3 separate regions of the Homo sapiens genome follow, and regions 2 and 3 are each linked to region 1. Evidence: chromatin loops called from intact Hi-C (ENCODE). Cell type or tissue: Calu3. All regions are shown on one strand.

Evidence for each region. Peaks named below come from ENCODE experiments on the same cell type or tissue, not always from the same donor. Only the 100,000 strongest peaks of a DNase experiment are listed, where the experiment ranks them.
Region 2: it touches region 1 in a loop (4-fold over the local background); 4 of 110 quality-filtered maps call a loop at or near these places.
Region 3: it touches region 1 in a loop (4-fold over the local background); 6 of 110 quality-filtered maps call a loop at or near these places.

The regions. Positions count from the first base shown.
Region 1 is chr1:117,281,486-117,289,485 of GRCh38, reverse strand. No RefSeq gene overlaps it. Among named protein-coding and RNA genes, the nearest start is that of LINC01525, 10 kb to the left of the region's middle. In Calu3, a CTCF peak has its summit at 4,675 (motif pointing right); no DNase peak of the experiment used is centred here.
Region 2 is chr1:117,206,787-117,214,786 of GRCh38, reverse strand. It overlaps VTCN1 (V-set domain containing T cell activation inhibitor 1), which reads left to right and starts at 3,860. Exons shown (of 6, transcript NM_024626.4): 1 at 3,860-3,963. The coding sequence starts at 3,932. In Calu3, no CTCF peak of the experiment used is centred here; DNase peaks (open chromatin) are centred at 3,756 and 5,476.
Region 3 is chr1:117,143,238-117,151,237 of GRCh38, reverse strand. It overlaps VTCN1 (V-set domain containing T cell activation inhibitor 1), which reads left to right. Exons shown (of 6, transcript NM_024626.4): 5 at 3,456-3,625; 6 at 6,013-7,651. The coding sequence ends at 3,580. Among named protein-coding and RNA genes, the nearest start is that of TRIM45, 25 kb to the right of the region's middle. RefSeq lists an enhancer at 3,596-4,795. In Calu3, no CTCF peak of the experiment used is centred here; a DNase peak (open chromatin) is centred at 4,027.

The sequences.
Region 1 (8,000 bases):
TACTCTCTTGATTTTTATAGTATTTACTTCCTTATTCTTCTTTGATAGTTTTAGTCCTAAAACTTGTTTAATTTTGCCTTTTAAAAAATTGTGTATAGAGCCAGGCTGGGTGACGTGTGCCTGTAATCCCAGCTACTCCAGAGGCTGAGGGGGAATGATTGCAAGAGCGTAGGAATTCAAGATCAGCCTGGGCAACATGGTGAGATTCAGTCTTAAAACAAAAATTGTATATAAAGTACATTATACAGTGTATATTCTGTACTGTTTGGCTCCTTTCACGTAATATTGTGTCTTTAAGATTCATCCTCTATATATCATGCAGCTGTACTTTTTTCCTTATTTCTCATAATACAGTATTTCATAGTATGAATAGATCACAATTTGTTATTTATTTCACTCTTGATAGACATTTAGGTTGTTTCCATTTGGAGTTATTATTCAGTACTGCTATGAATATTCTTAAACATGTATACTGGTGCACATAAACATATGTTTTATGAGGGTATATAACTTGGAGGTGAATTGCTGTGTCATAAATTATGCATATCTTGTATTTTATTTGATAATGTCAATCTGTTTGCTATAGTAATTGTGCCAATTTACACTTCCATCAACAACATTTGAGTTCTTGATGTTCTACAACCTTGAAAGCTTGGTTTGATACTCTAGTGAGGTATAGTGGTGTATCAGTATGGCTTTAGTGTACATTTCCCTGCTAACAAATGAGGTTGAGAATTAATGCTCATTTCATATTCATTATCTGTCAAATCTTCTGCCTGTTTTTTTTGTTGTGTTGTCTGTTTTTGTTTTCTTTTGACTGGTAGGTTCGTAGGAATTCTTTATGTATCTTAGATATGAACCCTGAACCCCTTGTTGATTACACACATTGAAAAATGGTGTTCCACTTTGAGGTTTGCTTTTTCTCTCCTTTAGTGATGCACTTTAATGAACAGAAGTTCTTGAATTTGATCTAGTCAATTTTTTCAAACTATTTTAATGTAGTCAACTTTTTCAAACTATTTTAAGTGCTTTGGGGATCTTGTTTAAGAAACCTTTCCTAATCCAGAATTCATAAAGATATTTTCCTATGTTATCTGCCAGAAGCTTTATTGTTTTACTTTTTCCATTCAATCTATAATCCACCTAAGAATGATTTTTGTATATAATGTGAGGTAAGTTTACTAACCAACTTTTGAAGGATTCTTTTATCTTTTGGAGAAGCTGACCTTCTGCTGTCCTGGTTTTACTCCTAAATTTGAGGCTAATCAAGGTGGTAGGTCTCCCAAACTCCTAACAGGTAAGTGATCTACCAGATCATCAAAATATCATAAAGAATATATACATATAATACAATTTATACATACAGTATGTATGTACATTCATACATAGTCATAATTATCTACCAAGAATAGAAAGAGGTATCCCTTTACAAGGAGAAAGAGATATAATGGTTAAGTGTGACTATGTTTTTGAGACAAGGCAGAAGATAAGAAATCTGAAGGACTGGTTATCAACAGAGAAATTAGGGATCTATTTATTTATTTATTTATTGAGACCAAGTCTCTCGCTCTGTTGCCCAGGCTGGAGTGCAATGGCACTATCTCGGCTCACTGCAACCTCCACCTCCCAAGTTTAAGCAATTCTCGTGCCTCAGCCTCTCGAGTATCTGGGATTACAGTGACGTGCCACCACGCCCAGCTAATTTTATTTTATTTTATTTTATTTTATTTTATTTAGACAGAGTTTCGCTCTTGTTGCTCAGGCTAGAGCGCAATGGCATGATCTTGGCTCACTGCAACCTCTGCCTCCTGGGTTCAAGCGATTCTCCTGCCTCATCCTCCTGAGTAACTGGGATTACAGGCATGCACCACCACGCCCAGCTAATTATATATTTTTAGTAGAGACAGGGTTTCTCCATGTTGGTCAGGCTGGTCTCGAACTCCTGACCTCAGGTGATCCACCCGCCTCGGCCTCCCAAAGTGCTGGGATTACAGGCGTGAGCCACCACACCCAGCCAGAAGTTAGGGATTTAATAGTTGGTAGGTATAGTGGACATTTGTTGTTTGTCCTGCCCAGAATAATATCGCGCTGCTTAAAGCCTTACTAACGTGTGCTTCATGAACTCAGGGCATTATCTGTCTTGCTCATCACCCTGTATTCTTAACGTTCAGCACAGTGCCTAGCACAATAGTAGCACTAAACAAGTATTTATTGAATAAATGAATGAAATACTCCTACTGTCATGATTCAAATGGAAGATATCATCTTTTGGTAGACCGCCTGCACAGCCTTAATAATAACTTTGTTGCATGCTTACTGTGTGCTAGACAAGATGCTAAATGATTCAAATTTGTCATCTCTTTTATTTCTTGCAACCATCTTACAAGATAGGAATGATTATTATCCCTATTTTATAGATGAAGAAACCAAAGGCACAGAAGAGTTAAGCAACTTGCATAAGGTATAGCTAGTAAGTGCAGGAGTTGGAACTTGAAATCACATCATCAGACCATAGAGCTTATGCTCTTAATCTTTCCATTGAATTGCCGTAGTGATTGATCTAAGCATGACCTCCTAACCCTCCAAGCTGAACCAGTAATGAGAAAAGCTAATGACTATTGATTACTTGCCTTGTGCTGGGTACCATATAAAATTGTTTACATATTTTCCTCATTTAATCGTGATATAAAACCTGTAAACCATTATTGTCCCCATTTTACAGATAAGGAAACTGAGGTAAAAGAGCTTAAGTAAATTGCTCAAGATCAATCAGCTAGTAGGCAGGGGAGCCAGTGTTTGAGCTCAAGCAGTTGGACTTCAGAACCCATACTGATACCCACCAGGCTATCTGCCTCTATTAAGACCTATTTCCCTTACCTCAGAAAGGTACACCTTGAAGAAGCAAGGCCAATCAGAGCCCTTCTCTGGGACCTTTGAACTAGAGACCATTGCTTTCTGGTAGGGAAGATGTGAAATTATGAGCCAAAGAGAGCCACCACCCCCATGAGGGGGCAGATCCCATCTGCAGTAGAAGAGTAAAGCTGACTGACAGAGAGAAATGCAAGAGGTGAAGGTGATAATCTTGATGGCTCTTTCATTCACCCTGCCCGGCCAGCTCTTCCTTTTGTTATGTGAGCCTTCCCATAAATTACTCCCCACCCTCCTTTTTATTCTGCCTAAACTAGTTCAAGCTGGGTTCTTGTCACTAGCAACCAGAATAGTCTCAGCTAACACAGAAGGCTGTGGTGTTCTCCCAAATGTGCTAACATTTATGAAAAAGCATCAAAGCCCTTTGGAGTTTAACACAAACTGTATTTCCTGACTTTCCATTTGATGCATGAATGAGGATGATGTCTTTTTATAAAAGTGCCTTCTGTGGGTTTATAAATGAATAATAAGTTGGATCTTCTTTGTTAAAGGCTGCAGCATCTTGCGTACATCTTTCCAGTGAAGCGGATGGCCTGATATATACTCTTCTAAACTAATTTTTTTTTTTTTTTTTTTTTTTTAGAGATGGAGTTTTGCTGTTGTTGCCCAGGCTGGAGTGCAATGGCATGATCTCGGCTCACTGCAACCTCCACCTCCCGGGTTCTAGCGATTCTCCTGCCTCAGCCTCACGAGTAGCTGGGATTACAGGCATGTGCTACCACGCCCAGCTACTTTTTGTATTTTTAGTAGAGACAGGGTTTCACCATGTTGGTCAGGCTGGTCTCGAACTCCTGACCTCAGGTGATCCACCCACCTCGGCCTCCCAAAGTGCTGGGATTACAGGTGTGAGCCACCACACCTGGCTTAAACTAAAAAAAAAACCTGCTTATCGAATATGTCAAAATGCAGGCTTTTTGTGATGGACAGCTCCTCTCAGCTAAACAGTGGTGTATCCTGGATTCCCACCAATACATGGTAAAATTATATTTCTTCACTGGGTTTTGAGACTATATAGCTCTCTAAGTCTCAGTCATCTTATCTACAAAATGGAGGGATTGGTCTGCAAAGGACCTTTAGGGCCTTTAGGGTCCTTTTCCCAACTCTAAGCTTTGTGGTTTAAAAAAACTTGAGGCTGATATCAACTCAAGAGGTACTAATGGTCATTTGCTTTGCGGACCTGCTGTTGGCTTAGGTGAGATGACACTTGCCATTTCAAAATGTGAAGATCTTTCTTTTTTAAGTTCACCTTTTCAATGTCTAGTGTCACATTTCCCCCAGAATATTCTACAGAATGGAATGCTAATCCTTGGAATTCTCTCCAATCAAGGAGTCATCGATCAAAAATTATATACCATATCCCCCTGGGAGATTAACAATTCACGTTATAAATTTAAAGGCCCTGAGCAATTTTTTAGTAAAGAAACCTGTGTAACTTATTTTACCCTAAGATTTTCCAAATACATTTAACCAAAGAACCCTTTCTACAAAAACACACAGTGATATCACATGTAGAACTGCTGGCTCAACATCTTCCCTCTGGTTCTGTACAGTAGAATAGATGTTATGACTGCCTTAGTGTGAGCATATTTAATAGGTAATAATGTTATATTTAATTACCCTATTTCCTGGGTGTAGCTTTTTGTGAATTGAAAAGTGATCACTAGGAGATTATTATTTGGTTCTATACTAGGTAGCATCATATATTAATTCTTCCCCTGAGCTCTAAATGGCTATAAAGATTCCCTTCAATTGACCAGAAGAGGGAAGCAGAGGACCTGAGATGGCATCTGAAGTCCCAGTAAGTGACTTGGGAACAAAGGAACACATGTAAGAAGATAAGGCAGCATCAGTTCAGGAGCTTGTCTTGGAAAGATCATCTCCCAAGCAGACTGAACCATTCACATTTCAACCACATCATCTTCAGAATGCGAAGGCCCATTATTGGAAGCCATCACCTCATACCATTATGCATTTCCTAGAGCTTCCATAGCAAACAGGTCTCCTTAAAGTCGGGGAGTACCAGGAGATCATCAGGATGGGGCTGATGGAGACATCAGAAAACAGTGAAGCAAGGCCAGTAGACCTGGAGATTGCAGCAACAGTTCCCAAGAGCTGGGGCTTCCTCACAGCTGTGTGTGTTTGCATCTTCTGGTCCCAAGAGCAGCCACTGCTCAGGTAGGCTCATAGCAGATTATTCACCTGCCAAGCCATTAGCCAGACATGATTTTAGAATGGCAGGCCCATTATCACCCATGTTATTTGAATTGGAAGACATGGTATTTGGGGTTGGGGGTAGTATTGGGCTTGGGCTCAAGGTTCTGAACACCCAAATCCTGCCTTGCCAGAGCTTTGCCCTTGTCCATGAGTGCCACAAGGGAGACATCATGCTCAGAGGACAGGGCCAGGCAAATGCATGCATTTTATAAGAATGTTTTGGCTTCAAATACTACCCTAGGCCATTGCGAAGCTAGGGATAACCACTGAAAGATTCTTTTTGTCTAATCTAAAGGCAAAATTAATGCTAAAACTAGGCCCTGGCTAGGTGTCTTGGCTCATGGCTGTAATCTTAGTGTTTGGGGAGGCTAAGTGGGAGGATCACTTGAGGCCAGGATTTCGAGACCAGCCTGGGAAACATAGCAAGACCCTTAAAATAATAATAATAATAATAATAATAATAATAATAATAATAATAATAATAAAATGTCCAAGTGACCGTCTTGGTACTTTCCCCCTAAGTTTATACCTCTTTCTCAGGCTTTGTTATTTTAACTTTGTGACAGCAAGAAAAGATGAATCCAAGGAAAACCATGCCAACGAAAGGAGAGAGAAATGAGCCTCTCTTTAAAATCTGGAGCATAGGTGGTATAAGTGTGCTTTTCGCACACCAGAGGTACAAAAGAGAAATTCCCAGGACATGAACACCCAAAAAAAGAATGTGGCCAATAAAATACCTTTGAACTTGACTCATCCTCATTACCCTTTTTATCACTCTCTTCCTTGGATGTATAGGTGGGAATTAATGGGGGAGAGTGGAGTGAGGTAAAGAGAATCGAGTGAAGACCGCAGAGGAGGCCATCCTCTCACTTGGCCTTCCTTCTCCTCCCACTGGCCTCCTCCTCTGCTCCTTTCTACCCTATGCCAACCTGTCAGAGCCCCTAAGCATAAACGTCAGAGTCACTGTGTTGAAATGTCAGTATCCATGCTATATTCTTTTGCACTTTGTTTCCCATCTCTTGGTGGTTCTGTAAGAATGAGAGAGGAGTTTTGGTGTTACTTGGTGGTATCACCCATCTTCTCCTCTGTGAGGAACCCAAGAATATCTGAGTCCTTAAATGGTCCCATCTTGCCTTTAGTGTCTCAGGGGAGTTCTGTGCCAGGAAAGGAACAGCAGGAAATGAGAATCAATGAATTATATGATTACTAGCTAAGTCAGCACCTGATAATTCCCAATGCAGCGTTTTCTGGTAAAAGATGAACTTGAGCATGTCTTAAGCCTCAGTGTGTAACTGGGATTTTTTATTTCTCTTCAAATGGAAATTTTAGGCATATTGTTTGATAGAGAGATCCAACCTTTGAGAGGAATACTAAATGCATTTACTCTCTAGCATCAGGTTGAGGAAGACCTAAGAGATCTTATGTCTGCTTACCACTGGGAGATAGGAAGCAGAAAATGCGGGAAAACAGGAACTGGGTGCTGACATTTTGAGACAGTGGCCCTGCCCACTGATTACTGGGGCCCAGTCAAAACCTTGGACTGTGATCAATTGGCTTCCAGACCTTCTTCCCTTGAGTAGAGGAGAGTAGGGGAGCTGCAGGGGATGTGAACAGAGGCAGAATCTCCCTCATGAAAGAGGGAAGTCCTCATAGGCAGGAAGTTTCCCTCACAGTTTTTAAAATCTGAAAAGAAGTCATAGTAGATTTTTGACTCCTAGGAAGGAAATCACCATTTACTGAACATCAATTATGCCTTCAGTCATGCTAGGCAAGTTTCATTTGTTGGTTTCTTAGTTGAAAGTAAAAAATAATTCTGACTTACTCAAAGCAAAAGAGGAATTTATTGAAAGGATATCAGGTAACTAATAGAATTCTAGCCAGTGGGCAAGCAAGCTCAGATACTCTGTAGTCAAAATCAATTCCAAAAATAAAACTATCCTATATTTGGCTGGGGAAGACTATTCAAGTTGGTTCATAAACCCACTGAAATGATAACTAATAATTTGGTTGCTACCAGGGATGACAAAATTTTATATGTACAGCTTTTACATTTCCCTTCTCAGGCCTAGAGTCAAAGATTTTTTTCTAAGAATCTCTGGTTCATTTGAATAGGAAATGGTATTATAATCTGGGTACTAGTGGTCTCATTGCTACTGAGTTTATCTTTTCTTTCAGGCCTTTTCAATGGATAGATATAATATATATAAATTATATAGTCATATATAAAGTTATATTACAAATATGTATGTGTGTGTGTGTGTATATATATATATGCTCATACTGATAGTTTCTACTCACATTTAGGACTACAGGTTTTTCACTTAGTCTTAGCTATCTTACATCTGTATTTCGTTTCTCCTATGTGAAAATTTTCAATTTTCAATGGTACTTGTTATTGGACTGAACTGTGTCTCCCAAAATTCATATGCTGAAGTTGTAACCTCCAGTGACTATATAGTTGCCACTCCATATCTGTGGATTCCACATCCATGGAGTCAATCAACTGAGGATCAAAAATATTTGAAAAAAATTATAATACAGTATTAAAAAATAACACAAATTAAAAAACCAATACAGTATAACAACTATTTATATAGTATTTACATTGTATTGGGTATTATAAGTAATCTAGACATGATTTGAAGTATATGAGAGGATGTAGGTAGGTTTTATTTAAATAAATAACATTTTATATTATATATGAAATACACTTTATATAAGGAGCATAAGCATCTGCCGATTTTGATATGGTGTGTAGCCCTGGAACTAATGCCCCATGGATACCAAGGGATGATTGTATTTGGAGATAAGGCCTTTAGGGAGGAAATTAAGGTTAAATGAGATCATAAGGGCGAGGC
Region 2 (8,000 bases), 75 kb after region 1:
GAGCAACTTGTGTAAAGGCAGGATGGCTTGGGAGAGCACGCTGGCATTTTAGAGCAACCTGAAGCAGTGCAGTACGGCTGGTCCACAGAGGACCAAAAGGAGACATGAGGGAAAAATCTGGAGAGGTAGGCAGAGGCCAGACCACAGGCTCTGGAGAGGCATTGGTCATTTCAAGCAGGCAAGTGCCTCATCAGATTTGCATTTTAGAAAGATCATTCTAGTGGAAGTGGGTGGATCAGCACAAGTAGAGGCAGACTAGGAAAAGGACACTATTTAATAGTTTAATTCAAATTGGAAATGATGAGGGAGGAAATCTGGGCAATAGTATTGGGGATAGAGAGAAGGGATGGACTTAGGAGGCATAGAGGAGTTTTACGGGCTGAATTATGTCTCTCCTCAAAATTCATAAAGTCCTAACCCCCTGTATTTGGTGATAAGGCCTCCAAAGAAGTAATTAAGTTAAAATGAGGTCATCAGGATGGGCCCTAATCCAATATGACTGGTGTTCTTATAAGAAGAGGAGATTAGGGCTGGCACTATAATCCCAGCACTTTGGGGGGCCGAGGCGGGTGGATCACCTGAGGTCAGGAGTTCGAGACCAGCCTGGCCAACGTGGTGAAACCCTATCTCTACTAAAAATACAAAAAATTAGCTGGGCATGTTAGTGGGCACCTGTAATCCCAGCTACTTGGGAGGCTGAGGCAGGAGAATTGCTTGAACCTGGGAGGTGGAGGTTGCAGTGAGCCGAGATCGCGCCATTGCACTCCAGCCTGGGCGGCAAGAGTGAAACTCCGTCTCAAAAAAAAAGAAGAAGAGATCAGGACAAACACACACAGAGGGAAGGCCACGTGAAGACACAGGGAGAAGAAACCATCTACAAGCCAAGGAGAGAGGCCTCAGGAGAAACTAACTCCGCTGACACCTTGATCTCAGCCTTGCAGCCTCCAGAATTGTGAGAAAATACATTTCCATTGTTTCAACCACCAGTCTATGGTACTTTTTTATGGCAGCCTTAGTAGACTAACCCAAGGAGGAGGAATCAGGGATGTAGGGAGCCAGGCAGGCGGAATAAAGGGTGACTTTGAGGTTTCTGACTGTGGCAGCCTAGTGTGGGATGCTGTTGTGTTCCAAAAGATGTGACCTAGGGGGAGCAGCCGGGTTAGAGATGGGAGATGGTGCCTTCTAGACAGCCGATTGGAGATGTCCACTAAGCAGCTGGGTATGTGGGGTTGGGGCTTGGTCAAGGGAAGGGAGCTGAGGATGCAGATATTGTGATCTCCAGAGCAGTCGAAGCAGAGCAGTGGTCAAGGTTGCCCAGGGCACATGTGTGCTATGAGAAGAAAAGGCAGAGGACAGGACCACAGGGACCCCTATCACTTATGGGAGAGGCGAAGGAAAAGGGCCTGGGCACAAGACAGTGAGGGGCATTAGTGAGAGTCTCAGAGAACAGTGTCAGGGGAGCCAAGAGAGGCTTTCAAATGCTGGAGAGTTCAATGTTTCCAAGACTCTCTCTTTACACGTGCACGCGCGTGCACATGCGCACACACACACTTTTGGGCTGTTGCTTTGTAATGATTTCCCTCATTATTTTGTGTGTGATATTCTTCAAGTTTTGGAGTCAGAACCAGAGTACTGTCCATTTGCTTCTCCAGAGGCAGCAGAATGCTTTTCAGCTCCACATCCCTGCCAGGTAATGCCTGCCCTCTAACAGGTGGGCCACTTCAGCTACATTTTCCCTCTCACTCGGAGGTGTCTCTGCTGGGTTGTCTTGATTTTCCCTCCAGGGTCATCCTTAGCTGTCCCTTTAGTGATGATGCATGGCTAGAAGAGAGAAACTCCATGGCTCTGCCCCAGGGTGTTTGAGGTGGGGCTGCTTTTTTGTTTTTTTTTTAAGACAGCATCTTGCTTTGTTGCCCATCGTGGAGTATACTGGCACGATCATGGCTCACTGCAGCTTCAAGCCCCACTCAAGTGATCCTCCCACCCCAGCCTCCTGAGCAGCTGGGACTATATGCCCAGCTAATTTTTTGTTTGTTTTCCTGTTACTAGATGGATTCTTTTTTTTTTTTTTTAAATTTTGTAGAGACGAAGTCTCAGTATGCTGCTCAGGCTAGTTTCGAACTGCTAGGCTCAAGAATTCCTCCTACCAGCCAGGCGCAGTGGCTCATGCCTGTAATTCCAGTACTTGGGGAAGTCGAGGTGGGTGGATCACTTGAGGTTGGGAGTTCGAGACCAGCTTGGCCAATATGGAGAAACCCCGTCTCTACTAAAAATACAAAAATTAGCTGAGTGCGGTGGTGCACCTATAATCCCATCTACTTGGGATGCTGAGGCAGGAGAATCGCTTGAACCCAGGAGGCAGAGGTTACAGTTACAGAGCCAAGATTGTACCATTGCACTCCAGCCTGGACAACAGAGCGAGACTCAGTCTCAAAAAAAAAAAATTCCTCCTACCTTGGCCTCCCAAAATATTGGGATTATAAGCTTGAGCCACTGTGCCCAGCTGAAGCTGCTCTTCTTAAGGCTCATTGAGGGGTAGGGCAGAATCCCTGTGCCTTTGGTTGGAATTACAGAAACCACTGCTCCCACTGCCCTCAGCTTCCCCAGACCCGGGAAGTGACCATTCAGCACTGGCACTGCATAGATTCCAGGGCATCACCCTTTACTTATTCTGGGGAAGGGAAAGCACATAGACCCGCCTCTCATTTATCCCTCACTGCAACCCAGTGAGACACACATTGAAGTAAAGTGATGTTCTCAAAGCCACATGATTAATTAGGAACCCAGGAATTGAACCTAGCTGTTTGACTCTAAAGGTCTTTCCACTGTGACCTTGCCCTCTCCTGCTGCCTTATTTTCACCACTCAGTTCTCTCTGCTCCATCTTTACTCAATGGTTGCTCCACCTGCCCATACGCAAACACTAGGAGGATGCTGCTGAAGGCCTGGAGCACCTTCACTGCAAACATAGTCAGTCAGCAGCAGCAGTAAGCCAGGCAACCAGTCATGAAACTTTCCCATCCAAGGTACTTCTGGGGGCTGGAGGAAACAATAAGGAGAGAGAGAGAGAATAAGAGAGAGAGAGAGCAACGTTTAGGCTTTAACGAGAATCTTGCCTAGTTGGCAATCTGCTGGATGAAATGTCAGAGATTTTTGCTAACCCACTCACCTTTGACAGCAATAGCTTCTGAGTATTGGGATCTCCAGAGAGAGGGGCAGTTGAAGCAGAGCACATTCAGTGTCTTTTTGGAGTCTCAAAAAAATTGCAAGGTGGGAAGTGCTGGCCCTCTCCTGCTCCCACTGAAATGAAGCTGGAAGAGAATTGCACACCCAGCTGGGCATCTCAGGAGACCTAGGCAAGTTCAGTCTTGAGTGACAAACTCAGTGGTCTTGTCACTTCAGCTCATGGCCTTCCTGAGGTCCCCCAGCATGAGTCTCCTCCACGAGAGACCTGACCAATGGTGACCCAGCCTCTGTTTGAGCGTCATCTACCAGCAGAGATGGGGACTCCTGGCCCCAAGGCTCCCAGCATAGCCTGACACTTTGAGCTATTCCAGTCCTTTCTTATTTTGAGATTAAATCTCCCTCCCTACAGCTCCCTTCCACAGTCAGGAGGAAAGTCCTGCTGAATGCAGGCCCTGAAGCAAGGGCCAGGGAAGCTTTTCCTCGTCACCCTCCCAAAGTCAAGACTTGGAAAGGCAGCTCTGAGCCCCTGGCTTGGCTGGCTGGCCGGAGCAGGCAGCCACTGTGCCTGCAGGGAATTCTGCACAGCCAGTTTCCTCATACCTGAGCCGTCTACAGCTGCACGCACCACTCCCGGCCTCAACACACTATTTAAGGCCAATACACGGGAGCTGGTTGTGAGTCACCAAGGAAGGCAGCGGCAGCTCCACTCAGCCAGTACCCAGATACGCTGGGAACCTTCCCCAGCCATGGCTTCCCTGGGGCAGATCCTCTTCTGGAGGTAGTATATACTCTTCTCTCTATCCTTATGGGTGAAGGGAACAGCAGTGAGGTCTTTTGGGGATGCTGAGCACTGCTGGGCTGTCCCATAGGACCCCACCTGTAATTTTATCTGATCCAGCATTGGGCCAGCGGGAGCCTGGCCAGACAAGAGCCTAACTGGATTTGACTTAACATCCCACCTCAGCTGCTCAAGGCACCTGTTCAGGGTTAGGGAGGTTTTTGGTTGGTGGCCTGCCATGGAGGGCTGGCGCTTGCTGGGCAGCTTGGACTGAGGGGAGTACGTGCCAAGCTGGGCATTCCCCTGAGATGTCAAGGCTGTGAGCACCATGGGGACACTGAGCAGGCTGGTGTGGGTTGCATGGTGGGATGGCAGGGAATCCATGACTGCGACAGTGGAGGGGATGCAGGAGGACCCTTTATGCAGCCCCCAGGGGGACGGAGGAGAATGTGCTTTCATTCTCTGTGGGTGTGATTTCTTGCTACTCTTGAGCAATTCACACCAACACCCCTCCCCAGGCCCCCCCAGCTCAAAGGTTGGGTCCCTAGTTTTCCTAGGAGCTCCTTGGAGAGGAGAACTTGCTGCTGCTGCTGCTGCTGCTGCTGCTGCTGAACTCCCCAGAGAGGAAGAAGGAAGCAAGTTCCCTCCCCTACCTTTTGCTTCTCCCCTGAGCTACATTCTAGTTGCCTCTTTTTCCCTCAGAACAGCATTTACCCTCCTGGAAGGAAAGAGATGGAAAGTGCAGGGTTTTCTTGAAATGATTGATTCAGTGTCAGTCACAACTCAGGACAGTGTTTAGGGAGGCTGATACTTGTTGGTTCTAGAGGTTGTTTGAAGGACCAGTCCTCCAATTTGTTTCTTTTTCCCACAAAAGGAAGAAAAGAAGAGAGGGAAGGAGAGAGGAAAGGAATCCTCAGGTCAACAGTGAAAAGTTTGTGAAGAGACTACGAGAGTAATGTTACTTCCCAGAGGCAGCCTAGAAAGTTCTTTTCCTTGAAACAAAATATCAGCTCCCCTGACTCGACTCACGTTTATCTGAAATCACCTGCCGGGTAGCAGAGGTGAAGGACTCTGCAGGGCTGGTGGGGGTGGCTGCAGCGGCACTTCTGCCCCCACCCCTGTGCCTGGCTACAGCACTGTGCTCCAGGAGAAGCAGTGGGTGGCAGGGGCTTCCCTCTAGACCCTTCTGCCCTGAGAGGATGTCCCTAAGAAGCACCTATGTCAGAGGAGCTAGCATTTTGTGAGTGACTCCTTCCCTGCCCTGCACTAGGTGTCTTAGAGCAGCGTGTCCACCACTGCCTTGTGAAGACTCGTTATCACCTCAGAGAAGTTAAGGCCAGATGACTGTGAAACTGTGCATGAGGGGATCTTGCTCTGAAATCCCAAGCTCTCTCCCCCTGCCACCCTTGCCCCTGCTCCTGCCAGTCCCAGTTCTCCATGCCCACCATTCCTCCAGCCTTGATCCCAAGGACATGAAACACTCCTCCTGCAACAAGTGGCTCCATTGTTCAGAGGTCAGATGGGATGTGTGGGCTCTCTCGTAATGCTTTGCATCCAGTCTGACTGGTTTTGCTGGAGGATTAGCAGGAGGTGGGTGTTCAAAATTCGTATCCCCTACCCTTCAGAAACCCACTGGAATCAACAGAGACTCCTCTTGTTGGCTCCTGCATGCCTTGTTGGCTATTCATGCTCTGCAGTTTCAGAAGCAGCGACTGTCCATGAGGGTGGCAGATCCTTTGTGCAAGGGACCTCCAGGAAGAGGGCCAATGAGCAGCTTCAGTGGGGAGCAGGATCATGAAAGCTCATCTCAGGGATGCAGGTGGAGCCTGCCTGGGGTAACTCTTGACCCTAATAACCCTCTTCCTTTGTCATAATGGCCTTAATTCATAAAAATACCTCTCCTGGAGGTGATCATGACAGTGGTGATGTTGGAACGCTCATGAAAGGGCCTGCCATCCTCTGCAGACCCAGTGAGTTATTCTCCTAAGTATTCATAATTTCCAGAGAGCCTAATTCCTTCAGATCTCACTCTCAGCATGCATGCTGCTCAGGGATGGAATGCTGATGTGCAGATTTTACCGTGCCTGGCCTCTGTGCACATTTAGGAACTGTGTGACTAGAACCCTCCTCCCCTCTCCCCATCATGGCTGTTGACAGCAGCAGCATTCGCTCATGAAACATTTGCAGAATGCTTGCTAGGAGGACAGGGGTAGAAAACCCTTGCTCTGAGGGGGTTAAGTTCCAGTCAACAATATTAACTGAGCACTCACTGTGTCCTGAATATTGCACTAGACAATGGGGCAAAAGTGACTAAGATGCTGTCAAGGTCATAACCTAATGGAGGAGAAAGACTCCCACATAACAACTCTAACGCGCCACCCTTAAGTCCTCAGACAATAAGCACAGGTTGCAAGGGGAGCACTTCCCTCACCCAAGGCTTTTGGGGAGGGTTTCTGAGCCAGAGAATGGGTGGGCTGTGTCTTGAAAAATGAGTTCATATGACCCAGGTGAAGAAGGGTGGAAAAGGCTGTCTAGGTAGAGGAAACAGAATTAAATCAAATACAATAAAACTCATGAATGAGCATGGTGTGTTGGAAAGCTACACACTACTGTGTATTATCATCATAACATGAAGTTTGAGGCAGGAAATGCTGGGAGATGAGGCTGAGAGGTCACACCAGGTCACACTGGGCCTTCGATAGACTCAGAACTGGGATTTGTGGTGATGAGGAGCCCTTACAGGCACAGGCCATATTGGTGTCCAACTTTCAGCTTCCCTGAGCCTATAAAATCTGAGCCTTCAGAGCCTTCAGAGGGGGGTCAAGGTGGTTTTCGTCTCAGGTGGGCAGCAAGCCTGGAGGCCAGAAGAAGAGTTGGGAAACAGTTGTGGTCAGAGTATACAGGATGACAGGGACCTGGCATAGATGAGAGTGAGAGTAAAGAACTACAGGAGGAAAATGGATTCAGGAAACACTGGACTTAAAACTGGTGATATTTGATCAATGATTGGAGGGGCAGGTAGGATGCTGCAGAATAAGAGTAGGTGAGGCAAGGGGCAGATCCTGGAATGACTACCATGTTTCTGGATTGGGTGCAGTGAGTTGGGGACAAGGAAGAGAGAGGAGAGCTAGTTAATGTGTTGAGCTTGAGATTCCCCTGGGACCTTCAGATGGGGATGCTCCCTGGGCAGCAGAGGGCATGAGGCTAAAACTAGGAGAGGTCAGGCCTGGGGATAGACATCTAGTGTCAATAGCTCAAGGGCAAGGAATAGTCATAGGGGGTGGCTCCTACGGAGAGCATGTGGAGGGAGGGAAGCAAGGGGCCAGGACGGATGGCTGAAGAACACCAACATTCAAGGGTGGGCAGAGGAAGAGGGGGGTCAGGGAAAGAGCTGAGAATAAATGGCAAGACAGGTAGCAAGAGGCCAGGATAGAGATTAATGGATGTCAACAGAGCAGAGTTTCATGGAACACACAAGGCTAGTGATCCATAAACCTTTACCCTGTTTCATCTGAAATCACTAGTGACAATGGCATTGATAAAAACATGTCACAGGAAGGAAGCTACTGAGTAGAGAAGGAGCAGGGATCTTTCTACCATAGGAAGGTGGATGAAGTAGAGAATGAGGGATCCTGGGACAAGGAGGCTCAGGGAGTTTGCTTTGGAATTTTGGTTTCCCATTTCTCCTAAGTTTGCAAGCTGGTGCCTGGCTCAGACATCTCAGACCTTGAAGGTCAGAGAAAACAGTGCCTCGCAACACCATGGAAGCTTGTCTGGTAAGAAAATCTTGCTTGAGCCTGGGCTGAGGAGATCTCAGCACAGGCCGTATTTGTGTCCAACTTTCAGCTTCCCTGAGCCTATAAAATCTGAGCCTTCAGAACCTTCTGAGTCCATCCCGTGAACAGGACAGGAATCTGCAAAATGAGATAAATTGTACATTGGAAGAAAGACTTAAATAGGTGGCACCTGTGTTCCTGCTCCTATTGAGGGTAGATGATTTTCTGAGTGTTATGCTTTTCCCCCATCTCCACCTGTTG
Region 3 (8,000 bases), 140 kb after region 1:
TTTAAGAATTGTAACACTCTCCAAAAAAAAAAAAAAAGAACTGTAACACTCAGGTTGGGCATGGTGGCTCACACTTACACTATCATATGATCTAACAGTCCTGCTTCTGGGTATGCCTTCAAAAGAATTCAGAGTCTGAATGAGATATTTGAACACCCATGGTCACAGTAGCACTATTCACCAAAGTCAAGAGATAGAATCAACCCAAAATGTCCATTAGTAGATGAGTAGATAAACAAAATATGGTATACACATACAATAGAATACCATTCAGGCTCAAAAAGGAAGGAAATCCTATCATATGCTATGACATGAATGAACTTTCAGGACATTATCTATGTGAAATAAGCCAGTCACAAAAAGACAAATACTATATGATTTAAACAAAGCATCTAAAGCAGTCAAATGCACAGAAACAGAAAGTAGAATGGTGGTTAGCAGAGGGCAGGGTGGAAGAGTTGAAGGAGAAAGGTTTTTGTTTAATGAGTATAGAGTTTCAGATTTGCAAAATGAAAAAGTTCTAATGATTTGTTTTATAACAACGTGGATATACTTAACACTACTGAACTGTACACTTAAAAATGCTTAAGATGGTAAATTTTGTTGTTTTTACTGCAATTTTTAAAAAGTATCTAACTAAAAAATTACATATGAGAGCGAGAGCTCTTGCACCATCTTGAGGAACAAATTGGCAACTATCCTGGTTAGGATTATTAGTTGCCTGTAACAGAAAACCAATATAAATAAATCTAGTCTGAAAGGGAAGTGTAGGAAGTGTACTAGAATGTTGTGGAACCAAAGACAGGAAGTTCAGTTGACTTCAGGATCAACTGGAACCAGGAACTTAAATCCCATTGAGATTCTTTTTCTCTCATTTCTACTTAATTCTCTCTTTACTCTCTTGTTTTAGTCCATATGGCAAGACGTGATTGCCAAGCATTCCTATATTTAAAAATCTCTTACTCAAGAGAGTGGTGAGACTGAACCTCAATTCATCAGTCTCATTCTACATTCCCAAGAAGGACTTTGACTCCACTTGGGTCAGCTGCCCATACCTAGGCCAATGAGGCAGTATCTGATGAAAGGCCTTCCCAGAAGAGAAGGAGGGACTGAAGTATTGGTCATTTAAAACAATGGGTGCTGACAACAGTATCTCAGTCCAGTTCCCAGTAAAAAGCTCCAAGCTGTGTAAATAATGTCTTCTAGTAGCAAGGGCCACAACTGAACAAGACATAGACATTGAGCACACCTTTTATTCAATTAACAGATCTGTCTTCTTTACATGTTTGTTGGATACATCAAAACAAGTGTTCGAAGTGTCAGGCTAGGATGAAATACAACTTTTGGTAGCTCAAAATTAAGAAAATAGCAGAATTTCTTATTGTTGTAGACAAAGTAGGTGCTCCATGCATGTTTTTAAACAAGTAGGGCCATGGGATTTACATATTGTGTTCTCTGCCTATACTGCTAATTTAGGTCATTCATTTAACAAATATCTATTGTGTGCCAAGTATGTTCAGAGTACTTTTTTAAGCCCCCTGAGATACTGAAATGAATAGCATAAGTATCAAAAGAGAAGTTAATCACAGTGTAGATTTAGTACCTATGGGAAAGAGTTGTTAATTATGACTGAAGTGGATCCATAGATAAGGCAGAGTTCCGGCTGGGTTTTGAAGAAGAAAAAAAATGGTTTGGATAAAATGGGAAGACCTGAAGTCAGGAGCTTACAGTAATGGTCTGGGGGAGAAATTATGAGAGTATTAACTGGAGCAGGGGCAATGGGAAAGAAAAGGGGGAAGAATCAAAAGTTGCATAAACAAAATAATGTACAGTCCTTGGTGATGCAAATGTGAAAGTCAAGAGAAATCACAAGTCAAAGTGGGTTTGATATTTCTACCCAGGATACTTAGGAGGTTGGTGATGCTACCAGAAAAAAAAAAAAAACCCACCCCAAAACATAGGAGCAATATGTGTGGGGAGTAGATAAGGGTTTTAGAGATGTCGAGTTTGAAATGCCCATAGTGTACCCAGGTAGAGATGCCCAGTGCTTAGCACAATAGCCAGCATGTGATAGGTTTTGGGGAGAACACTACACCCTTACTCCATATATTTCCTTTTATGAGAAGGGATCCCCACCAGTGTCATCTTTTTAGCCTCTCTCTTCCTCCCTCTTTCACTCTTCCTGAGAGAACAAGGAATTAATTTATCTGATTGATGAGTATATTAGGAGCAGCTGGACATAAGTAGCTCAGCTCCTCCTTTTTCTTTTTGTTTTTGCTAACTCTCAGGAAGCCCGTGTACATTCTGCTGTGCTCCTGCAGGCCGTCAGTTGTTCAGGGGTAGAATCTGCTCCTGCAGGAGACTTGCACCAGTCTGGTTCTGTCTGACAGTGGGGAGTCTCGGCTGTAGCCCACTTGCCTAACTACAAAGCCTCATTCTCTATTAACATATTTTCAGCACTAAAGGTGATATTTTGATCTTCCAGTTGCCTTATTTTTTTGTCCTTCTCTTTAATTGGTTCAGAGCTAAGCTGGGGAAGAGGCTGTTATTTATTGGACTTCTTTGAACCCCAATAGTAGGTACTCAGAAATATTTACTGAATAATTATGTTTTTAAATGACATATCTAGCAGCAACTGGAAATCTAGATGTGGAACTCAAGACAGAGTTCAAACTAAGGAGGTAGACTTGGAAATGACTAGCATGAAAGTGATATTTATTAGGCTTGAGTGATGTTGGCTTTATTGTCGTTTTTACAGCCAGTACTTATGGAGTGCTTATTATAGGCCAGACACTGTTCTAAGTGCTTTGCATGCACTAACTCATTAATCCTCATAAGAACCCTATGAAGTAGGTTATTAGTATTCTAGCCCTATTTATAGATGAAGAAACTGGAGCACATACATTGAGTAACTTGCCTAAAGTCACACAGCTGGTAAGTGACAGAGCTGAAATGAAATAAAAGAGATAGGATTGTCTAGGGAGGAAATTGAGCAAAAGAAGTATGATTTCATTTCTTTACATCTACCATTCTCTGCTTCAGAATGAGAATAATACTTCCTAGACACTTTATAGTGGTATGATGAAAGCTAATGTAATGACGTGGATCCTGTAAAGATCACTGCCTGGAGGGAAAATGCGTCTCAAGCCAAGAACTGGCCATGGCTGTTTGTTTAGCCTATTCTTTATTTGGTAACCCATAACAATCTCTTATTGGTATAGTTTTTCATTCGGCTGAGTGTTCACTGGAGTGGACCACAGAATGGAATTTTCTTTGAAGAAAGAGAAAGCTCTACTTTTAAGCCAGTTACGGAGAGGTGGGCAAAGGGGTAAAAAATTGCCTGAATTAGGAACAACTTGTTCTGTTTTTCAGGTACTTTTCTTTGCTAACCAGTCATGTGAAGAAGACATCCAGCTTCTCCTGTATGACCCTAAACTTTTTCTCTCACTTCACAGAATCGGAGATCAAAAGGCGGAGTCACCTACAGCTGCTAAACTCAAAGGCTTCTCTGTGTGTCTCTTCTTTCTTTGCCATCAGCTGGGCACTTCTGCCTCTCAGCCCTTACCTGATGCTAAAATAATGTGCCTCGGCCACAAAAAAGCATGCAAAGTCATTGTTACAACAGGTGAGATTAATCACAAATAGTGTGGGATATTGGTTCTGTGGGTGCTTGTGCTCCTAATGAGAGTCGGATAGCCTTCAGCATCAGCCACAGAAAGAAACATTTAATGACACCAGGGCTGTGACATTATTTCCACTAGTACTGGGAAAGGTAATCATTTGTTAGGTCAGCAAACAGCATAGACTTCATTGACAGACCCATAGGAAAAATAACATACAATTCAAGTATTTATGTAAATTCAAATACCTTTTAAGTTACTCAGTCATCAATGAAGGCAAAATAACTTATTGAAGAGAAAGAGATATTTAGCCCTGAGTAATTACCCTGGATTCCACTGTTATTTATAAAGCATATCATCATTCACATAAAACCCCTCCCTGCCCTTCCAGCCGGCCCCTGTGGACAGTTGGCAGATGACTCACCAACTAGCCCTCCTGCTGAGATTTCCTTCTCACTTCAGTCCTCTGGCTCCAATTATTGTTAGGATATTTCCTTTTGAATATTCTTCTGCATATGAAATGTGTATAAAGCTGAGATCATGAAGTTCCAGTCGATACTCCCATATTACTCAGTGGCATCCCCACCAAGCCTCCAGGGTTACAGCCTCAGAGCTATTTTTGTCTCCCCTCTGTCCCGCATGTCAATTTCTTATCAACCCCTACCTATCACATTTTCCCCTGTGTTGCCTCTCAGATTGACCCTAATCCAGCCTTCATCATCTCACACCCCGACTGGTTTTGAAACACTGTACCTGCTCCTTCCTTTCCCTGTTTTAGCTGATAGGAAACACGGTGCCAGAATCGAAGTATTCTGAAACACGATTTCATCATAGCCTTCCTTTGCTCCAGAGCCTAAAGTGACTCTCTGGGCATAACTATATCGAAGTCAAAGTCACAGAAGCATACCTACCCACCATTACTACCTACCACTACTGCTGCCTACCACTACCTGCTAACTACCATTACTTTCTGGTCTTGCTCCCTCCCTCACTGTCTTTTCCTGGAAATCTTCTCTACTCTGTGGCAATTTATACCCACTACTTCCTTTATCCATTTTAGGAAAATGCTTCCTAGCTTATATCCCACCTCCCCAAGAGTCTTTGTATTTTATATCCTCTTGGCATGCATGTATGATTTATGTCTTACACTCTCCAGGGTACATGTATTCCTTGCCTACATTGCTAAGTCCTCAGAGGCAGGTAAAGATCTGTTGATCTGCTTCTTTTCATTCTTTCTCTTGTTCTCCAAGATTTCACTATAGTGCAGTGAACAAAGGAGATTCTTTGTAAGGAAACCCGCCAGTTTTCATCATTTCCAATCCTCCACAGTTGTCAGCAGAGATTTCCCTAAGGAAACTGTCCCTTGGGAATCTCACTAGTAGAGTGAAAAGCACTTTTTTCTTTCCTTGATTCCCCACAACACTGCAAATGAGTGTTTAATAACCTGCAACTAAATAATATGTCCTATATAACATAGCTGACTCATCTTTACCTTGTATTCCCTTAGAGTAATAATTTACAGCTTTAAAAAAATATCCACGACATACATCTAATGGATAATGTTCACATGCAGCACACGTAGGCTTATATACAATTACCCAGTTAGCTGCAGTCCACCTCTTTCTCCCTGGCACCATAGAGGAATAACCATAAATCAAGTAGATTTTTTAAAGTAAATGAGTAAGGCTGGGCATGGTGGCTCACACCTGTAACCCCAGCACTTTGAGAGGCCAAGATGGGAGGACTGCTTGAGCCCAGGAGTTTAAAACCAACCTGGGCAATATGGTGAGACCCCCATCTCTACAAAAAAATTTAAAAATTAGCCAGGTGTGGAGGTCCACCTGTGGTCCCAGCTACTCAGGAGGCTGAGGTGGAAGGATTGCATGAGCCCAGGAGGTTTAGGCTGCAGTGAGCCAATGTTTGCACCACTGCACTCCAGCCTGGGCAACAGAGTGAGACCCTGTCTCAAAAAAATAATGATAAAAGTAAATGAATAGAACATTATTTGAGACACACATTATAATGGGTAATGGCATTTTAGGCCACACACACTCCCTGGTTAGGAATTGAGGCAGAAACCACCTTTCCACCTCTATTCAGGAGCCTGCCCAGACTCCTCTCAGTTCTCATTTACTATAAGGACCCATCTCTTCTCTTCCTTGAGACTGCCACTGGGATGATACCCCGTTAAGGAGAGATTCAAGCCATCTCTTTTTCCCCAGCAACCCATGGGACCATGTGGCCTCAATAGAACAACATCAAAATACTGAAAAATAAGCCCCTTTCTAAACAAGAGATACACCACGCAGTGGCAGGGAAGCTCTCAGTTCTCAATAATTGTTTTGTGAATGGCTATAATGGTATCTTATTGCTGTTATTTCCACAATCCCAGGGATCTACAGAACTATTTCACCACCAGATATGACCTAGTTTTATATTTCTGGGAGGAAATGAATTCATATCTAGAAGTCTGGAGTGAGCAAACAAGAGCAAGAAACAAAAAGAAGCCAAAAGCAGAAGGCTCCAATATGAACAAGATAAATCTATCTTCAAAGACATATTAGAAGTTGGGAAAATAATTCATGTGAACTAGACAAGTGTGTTAAGAGTGATAAGTAAAATGCACGTGGAGACAAGTGCATCCCCAGATCTCAGGGACCTCCCCCTGCCTGTCACCTGGGGAGTGAGAGGACAGGATAGTGCATGTTCTTTGTCTCTGAATTTTTAGTTATATGTGCTGTAATGTTGCTCTGAGGAAGCCCCTGGAAAGTCTATCCCAACATATCCACATCTTATATTCCACAAATTAAGCTGTAGTATGTACCCTAAGACGCTGCTAATTGACTGCCACTTCGCAACTCAGGGGCGGCTGCATTTTAGTAATGGGTCAAATGATTCACTTTTTATGATGCTTCCAAAGGTGCCTTGGCTTCTCTTCCCAACTGACAAATGCCAAAGTTGAGAAAAATGATCATAATTTTAGCATAAACAGAGCAGTCGGCGACACCGATTTTATAAATAAACTGAGCACCTTCTTTTTAAACAAACAAATGCGGGTTTATTTCTCAGATGATGTTCATCCGTGAATGGTCCAGGGAAGGACCTTTCACCTTGTCTATATGGCATTATGTCATCACAAGCTCTGAGGCTTCTCCTTTCCATCCTGCGTGGACAGCTAAGACCTCAGTTTTCAATAGCATCTAGAGCAGTGGGACTCAGCTGGGGTGATTTCGCCCCCCATCTCCGGGGGAATGTCTGAAGACAATTTTGGTTACCTCAATGAGGGAGTGGAGGAGGATACAGTGCTACTACCAACTAGTGGATAGAGGCCAGGGATGCTGCTCAACCTCCTACCATGTACAGGACGTCTCCCCATTACAACTACCCAATCCGAAGTGTCAACTGTGTCAGGGCTAAGAAACCCTGGTTTTGAGTAGAAAAGGGCCTGGAAAGAGGGGAGCCAACAAATCTGTCTGCTTCCTCACATTAGTCATTGGCAAATAAGCATTCTGTCTCTTTGGCTGCTGCCTCAGCACAGAGAGCCAGAACTCTATCGGGCACCAGGATAACATCTCTCAGTGAACAGAGTTGACAAGGCCTATGGGAAATGCCTGATGGGATTATCTTCAGCTTGTTGAGCTTCTAAGTTTCTTTCCCTTCATTCTACCCTGCAAGCCAAGTTCTGTAAGAGAAATGCCTGAGTTCTAGCTCAGGTTTTCTTACTCTGAATTTAGATCTCCAGACCCTGCCTGGCCACAATTCAAATTAAGGCAACAAACATATACCTTCCATGAAGCACACACAGACTTTTGAAAGCAAGGACAATGACTGCTTGAATTGAGGCCTTGAGGAATGAAGCTTTGAAGGAAAAGAATACTTTGTTTCCAGCCCCCTTCCCACACTCTTCATGTGTTAACCACTGCCTTCCTGGACCTTGGAGCCACGGTGACTGTATTACATGTTGTTATAGAAAACTGATTTTAGAGTTCTGATCGTTCAAGAGAATGATTAAATATACATTTCCTACACCATTGTCTGCCTGGTTTGTCAAAAAAAGTGAGTGAAGGGAAGATGGACTAAAAAGCCATAGAGCAGGTTCTAAAGATTAGTACCTAACACTTAACAGGCCTTCAATAAATGTTTGTTGAGTGAATGGGTAAATGAATGGGAGGAAAGATAAGACTGTGAGTATGGGCTGAGTGGCTGGGTCTAGTTTCTTAGTGAAATTCCACTGGGCTTATACCAGCTTGGCACATTTCCATCTTGGGAGATACCAGTAGCAATGGGCTTCAGGCAGATACATGTAGGAGAGTACATACAGGTGGACAAACTAATTGCTATATTGTCAAGAAATCTGACTTTCACTACTGAGAAATTATT